2 separate regions of the Homo sapiens genome follow, and region 2 is linked to region 1. The links are chromatin contacts, found by Hi-C or POLR2A ChIA-PET in ENCODE. All regions are on one chromosome and are shown on one strand. The core of a region is the stretch at or near the end of the contact, and the rest is flanking DNA. Distances in the headings are between cores, read along the strand shown.

What was found. A loop is a pair of places that touch in the nucleus more often than their neighbours do. ChIA-PET counts read pairs that join two places held with the same protein, here RNA polymerase II (POLR2A). Pooled maps may share reads with other maps.
Region 2: a loop to region 1 is called in a pooled map, with 2.5 times the contacts of the local background. The contact joins two enhancer-like sites. A Hi-C loop is called at or near these places in 4 of 37 single-sample maps with no recorded cell type and 7 of 50 pooled maps. POLR2A ChIA-PET finds 5 or more read pairs at or near these places in 6 of 52 experiments (Caco-2, GM12878, OCI-LY7 and 3 more).

Annotation. Positions count from the first base shown.
Region 1 is chr4:145,194,372-145,197,071 of GRCh38, reverse strand. LOC105377465 (a long non-coding RNA gene) reads left to right here. Exons shown (of 3, transcript XR_939276.1): 3 at 1-327. Among named protein-coding and RNA genes, the nearest start is that of OTUD4, 15 kb to the right of the region's middle. Within about 2 kb of position 1,336, at least 3 of the 41 ENCODE cell types and tissues checked have a DNase peak (open chromatin) inside an H3K27ac peak, as active enhancers do.
Region 2 is chr4:145,124,940-145,127,666 of GRCh38, reverse strand. ABCE1 (ATP binding cassette subfamily E member 1) reads right to left here. Exons shown (of 18, transcript NM_002940.3): 17 at 2,566-2,677; 18 at 1-141. The coding sequence ends at 94. Among named protein-coding and RNA genes, the nearest start is that of ABCE1, 28 kb to the right of the region's middle. RefSeq lists an enhancer at 1,296-1,535. Within about 2 kb of position 1,431, at least 4 of the 41 ENCODE cell types and tissues checked have a DNase peak (open chromatin) inside an H3K27ac peak, as active enhancers do.

The DNA.
Region 1 (2,700 bases), core at 87-2,586:
GTTCCAGATATCCAAGGCCCTCCTTGGACCTCAACAAGACTTAAGCCGCTGCAGAGACGGTGTAAATGTGGAGTGGCTGGTTGGGGACAGAGTGAAACTCCTGGAATCAGATGGTGATCTGCTGATAAGCTGGGTCTGTGCCAGCCAGCAGAGTCCATGCGTGCAAGAGCCTGGAGTCTCCCCCTGTGAAGGCTTGGGGCTGGTTGGGCAGTAAGCCTCACAGTAATCCTTAGTCCTGTTAGATGGGAGTTCTAAATTTATTTTCAAAGAATTAATATGTCAGTATGTTCAATTCTTTGCCTTCTACTTTTAAACTTAACTTCCTCATAAAGCAACCTTTTTCCATTACCTACCCCACCCTAACTCATTCTGATCACCTGCTCCACCCTAACTCATTCTGACCACCTGCTCCACTCTAACTCATTAGGATTACCTGCTACCTGCTCTGCCCTGACTCCCGCCAAAGCTCTCATCCCATCATTCTCTTTCAATTAGCCAATCGGAATTAGTTTAGCCTGTGTGGTCTAACCCTAGCTAACAGGAGAATGACACAGCGGCTGCAGCCAAGTTCGTCAGGGATAAGAACCCCTTCCCCTCCCTTGTCCACCTGGGCGCTCACCATTGTTCCATCTGTAAGGGCGCACCGTTCTATATAGAAGTAACTTGCCTTGCTGAGAATTAAAAAGAAAATTTTATATTCGAGTGCTATTTCTTTTGCGGCACCAAAACTTTATGTGTAATAGTCCACCTACTCTGCACTTCTTGCGCACCAGGCTCCTACTTTCTGTGACATTTTTTCCTAGGTTTATGTCCCAATCACCAGTTCCTATCATCTCACTTCATGTGCTTTCTGCTTTTTTTTTTTTTGTACATAGTCACACACAAATCAAATGACTATTCTTAATTTCTTTCACAATAGTTTTTTTTTTTTTTTTTTTGAGACTGACTCTTGCTCTGTCGCCCAGGCTGGAGTGCAGTGGTGTGATCTCGGCTCACTGCAACCTCCACCTCCTGGGTTCAAGCAATTTTATTGCCTCAGCCTCCCAAGTAGCTGGGATTACAGGCGTGCGCCACCACTCCTGGCTAATTTTTGTGGTTTTAGTAGAGACGAGGTTTCACCATGTTGCCCAGGCTAGTCTTGAACTCCTGGGCTCAAGCAATCCACCCACCTCGGCCTCCCAAAGTGCTTGGATTACAAGTGTGCACCACCATGCCAGGCCCCACAATAGATCTTGATGGCTCATTAAAACTCGTGCTTAGAGCAATAGCCTTATAGGCTAGTGGTCAGTCTTTAAAACAGGTAAGGGAAATACCTTCATTCCATTCTCAGGAGTGGCAGTAGACATGCCTTTCCTGGAATGTGTTTATTGCAAAGAAAGAGAAAGAAAACATTAAAACAAGAAGTTCATGTCCTGCTACACTTTCTCATTCTACTGGTGCTTTATTTTTTCTTGGTACTTTATTGTCTACTTCTTCATCTTAGATTATCTATGGATAAGATTTTTATAAAAATGGATAATTAGGAGACTGAATGTGCTATTTATAGTTACAAGTATTTATCCTAGAAGATAATACCAGACAAGCTTATTATATTACCAAATAATGAGTTTACACATGTTGACTGTTCTTGCTAATTGGGGAAAATGAAACAAACACTTACTGAATTGTTTGGAAACATGGTAGATTTTGGCACAAGAAAATGTGGCTGACTTTATACAACTGAGCCTTGTGGTAGACCCAACAGCAAATACAGGAGTCTCCCTTTATCTGAGGTTTTGCTTTCTGCAGTTTCAGTTCCCCATGGTACAGTACAATAAGATATTTTCAAAGAAAGAAAGGGAAAGACCACATTCACATAACTTTTATTACAGTATTTTATTATAATTATTCTATTTTATTTGCCGAGTTTATAAATTAAACTTCATCATAAGTATGCATTAATATGTATAGAAAAAAACAGAACGTATAGGTTTCGGTACTGTCTACAGTTTCAGTCATTCCCCTGGGGGTCTTGAAATGTATCTCCCGCCAGTAAGGGGAGATTACTATAATAAAATGCATTTTTTTTAATTTTTAAGTTTATTTGAAATACTTATACTTCTTATTTATTTATGTATTTATATTTTTGGAGACAGAACCTCACTCTATCCCCCAAGCTGGAGTGCAGTGGCGTCATATCAGCTCACTGCAACCTCCACCTCCCAGGTTCAAGTAATTCCCATGACTCAGCCTCCCCCATGTAGATGGGATTACAGGCGCCTGCCACCACACCTGGCTAATTTTTGTATTTTTAGTAGAGAAGAGGTTTCGCTATGTCGACCAGGCTGGTCTTGAACTCCTGACCTCAGGTAATCCGCCCGCCTTGGCCTCCCAAAGTGCTAGGATTACACGTGTGAGCCCCACCATGCCTGGCCCATTTTTATTTATTTTTTATGGCAGCTCTATTGAGGTATAATTCATATCTCACAAAATTCACCTTTTCAAAGTGCACAATTTCATGGTTTTAGCATATTCATAGAGATGCACAACTTTTACCCTGATCTAATTTCAAAATATTTTCACCTGTCCTCAAAAATCTTACCTATTAACAGCCACTCCCCATTCTCCCACTCCTCAACTCCCTCTACTTTCTGTCTCTATGGATTTGCCTTTTCTGGACATTTCATATAAAGGGAATCATACATGTGGCCTTTTGTGCCA
Region 2 (2,727 bases), core at 182-2,681, 70 kb after region 1:
GGGGCATAAAATCCTGATTCAAGTTTTATATGACAAAAAATTCTAGTAAATACTCCTTTTAATAAATGGCTTATCAATATTCTCAGAGTCAGTCTAATCATCCAAGAAAAAGTAGTTTCCACTCTTCTTTTGTTCTACATCCTAAAAAAGAAAACAGAAGCCACAAAAATCAGCAACACGATTCTACTATAGGTAAAAGTAGACTTTCACTCATGGTATTACTTAGCTGTGCTTAAAACAGTGCCTGTACAACCTGTTCTGCACATACCATCTGTTTCTGGATATTCCTGGGTCCACTGCTCAAAGGAAAGATAACTACCTCTGCCCCATCCCTAATGCTAGAATGACTCACTTGCACCAACTCAAGTAAAGTCCCTTTATATAAGATGCCTCACATATATAAAATTTTGCTATGTGTTATTATTTCTAGGAAAACTATTAAATTCCATTTTCATCAATGCAACTTTTATCTCCAGATTCAAAATGCAGCATACTGTCAGTTTGAGATCTGCCTACTACACAAAATATATATATATAAAGTTTTTTCCAATACTGGCCAGTAACAATCTCACCTACCTACTTGTTGAGCTGTTCTCTTATTAGGATTAAGGTATGACAATCTTAAGATGAGTAGGCATACAGAAATGATAACTCATGGTGACTGAACCATAAGTCTGTCTAAGAAAATGACAATACAAAGTGTCCTTAATGCTTCCAAAGAAATTCTTCTTTTCTACCCAATATGCTTTTCAAAACTGAGAAAACTCTTCAATTTTATGTGAGAACTTAACCATTTCTCTATCCTGGCCAAGAAGTAATATCAATCAGAAAAAAGGCATCCAGACATACTGTTAGGTGCTTAAGAATACAATGACGTGCAAGATAACTTTGCCTCTGGCATTCCAAGAGCTCATGGTTTAGCAGCAAAGCTAGGACTACAAATATGAAAATAAATGCTACAGCAGAAGTATGTATAACATACTTCTAAAGCTTTTAAGCATTAAGGATGATGGATACAGAGTGATAAAATGTAAACACTTTGAGGCACTGCAGATATTAAAAACAGAAATGATGGCCAGCATGGTGGCTCACGCCTGTAATCCCAGCACTTTGGGAGGCCAAGGCAGGTGGAACACTAGGTCAGGAGTTCAAGACTAGCACGGGCAAGATGGTGAAACCCCATCTCTATCAAAAAAATACAGAAAATTAGTCGGGTGTGGTGGTGGGCACCTGTAATCCCAGCTACTCGGGAGGCTGAGGCAGAGAATTGCTTGAACTCGGGAGGCAGAGGTTGTAGTGAGCCGAGATCACGCCACTGCACTCCAGCCTAGGTGAGAGAGTGAGACTCTGCCTCAAAAAAACAAACAACTAAAACCAAAACCAAAAAAACAACCCAGAAATGCTTTTAGAGTTCATTTACTTTCTGTTTCTGAGTGACTAAGATTTTTGCCTTTTAAGAAACAAATACTGTATTTCACAGAGGAAATCAACTGTAGGGTGCACAACTGTGAACTACAAAGACAAAAAACATTGTCAATTAAGTAGACACAATGTTTTCCTCATCACAGGAGCTTGTTTAGACTTTCAAAATATACTTTTTTTGCGGGGGTTGCGGGGGCGGGGGCAGGGACAGAGACTCGCTCTGTTGCCCAGGCTGGAGTACAGTGGAACGATCTCAGCTCACTGCAACCTCCACCTCCTGGGTTGAAGTGATTCTCCTGCCTCAGCCTCCCGAGTAGCTGGGATTACAGGCGCATGCCACCACGCCTGGCTAATTTTTTGTATTTTTAGTAGAGATGGGTTTTCACCGTTAGACAGGATGGTCTCGATCTCCTTGGCTTCCCAAAGTTCTGGGATTACAGGCATAAACCACTGCGCTTGGCCTAAAATACACCTTTTAATCATGTATTGAAAAATATAACAGAAATTGGTTAAGGTATTCTTAAAAAATTCTTTGTTACAATGGTGAATTAGTGTAATCTTTCCCCAGACATTTTAAGTGGTAATCAATATAGGTAGTACAACTGTGATACAACTTAAAGAGAAAACAGGAAGAGCTCTTGAGTTCACACAGCAATGACAGCTACATTACAATTGCTGCCTACCGCACACTAAAGTATGCCATCAGGTCTTAAAATGTAAAAAACATAGGAATTTTAAAATAAAATATGGTTGTTTTTTAATTTATTTTTATTTTTTTAGACAGAGTCTCACTCTTTTGCCCAGGCTGGAGTACAGTGGGATGATCTCAGCTCACTACAACCTCCACCTTCCAGGTTCAAGTGATTCTCCTGCCTCAGACTCCTAAGTAGCTGGGATTACAGATACCTGCCACCAGACTCGGCTAATTTTTGCATTTTTAGTAGAGATGGGGTTGCACCATGTTGGCCAGGCTGGTCTCAAACTCGTGACCTCAAGTGATCTGCCTGCCTTGGCCTCCCAAAAGTGCTTGAATCACAGGTGTGAGCCACTGTGCCCAGCCATATGTTATTGATTTTTAAATAGCCTTTCAAGTGTTTATACTGAGATCAGTAATCCATGATTTAAGACAACTTTTCTACATACCTTAATTGAATTAAGTTTGTTTATTCGTGGCCTATAGTTGTTTGGATCTCTTCTGAATGTAATTTCAAGCTGAGACAAAAATTTATTCATGCCAGCCAAAAGGGTTTGAGGACTAAGAGAAAAAAAAAAATCAATTTTGATTAAATTTTACTTCAGAAATGT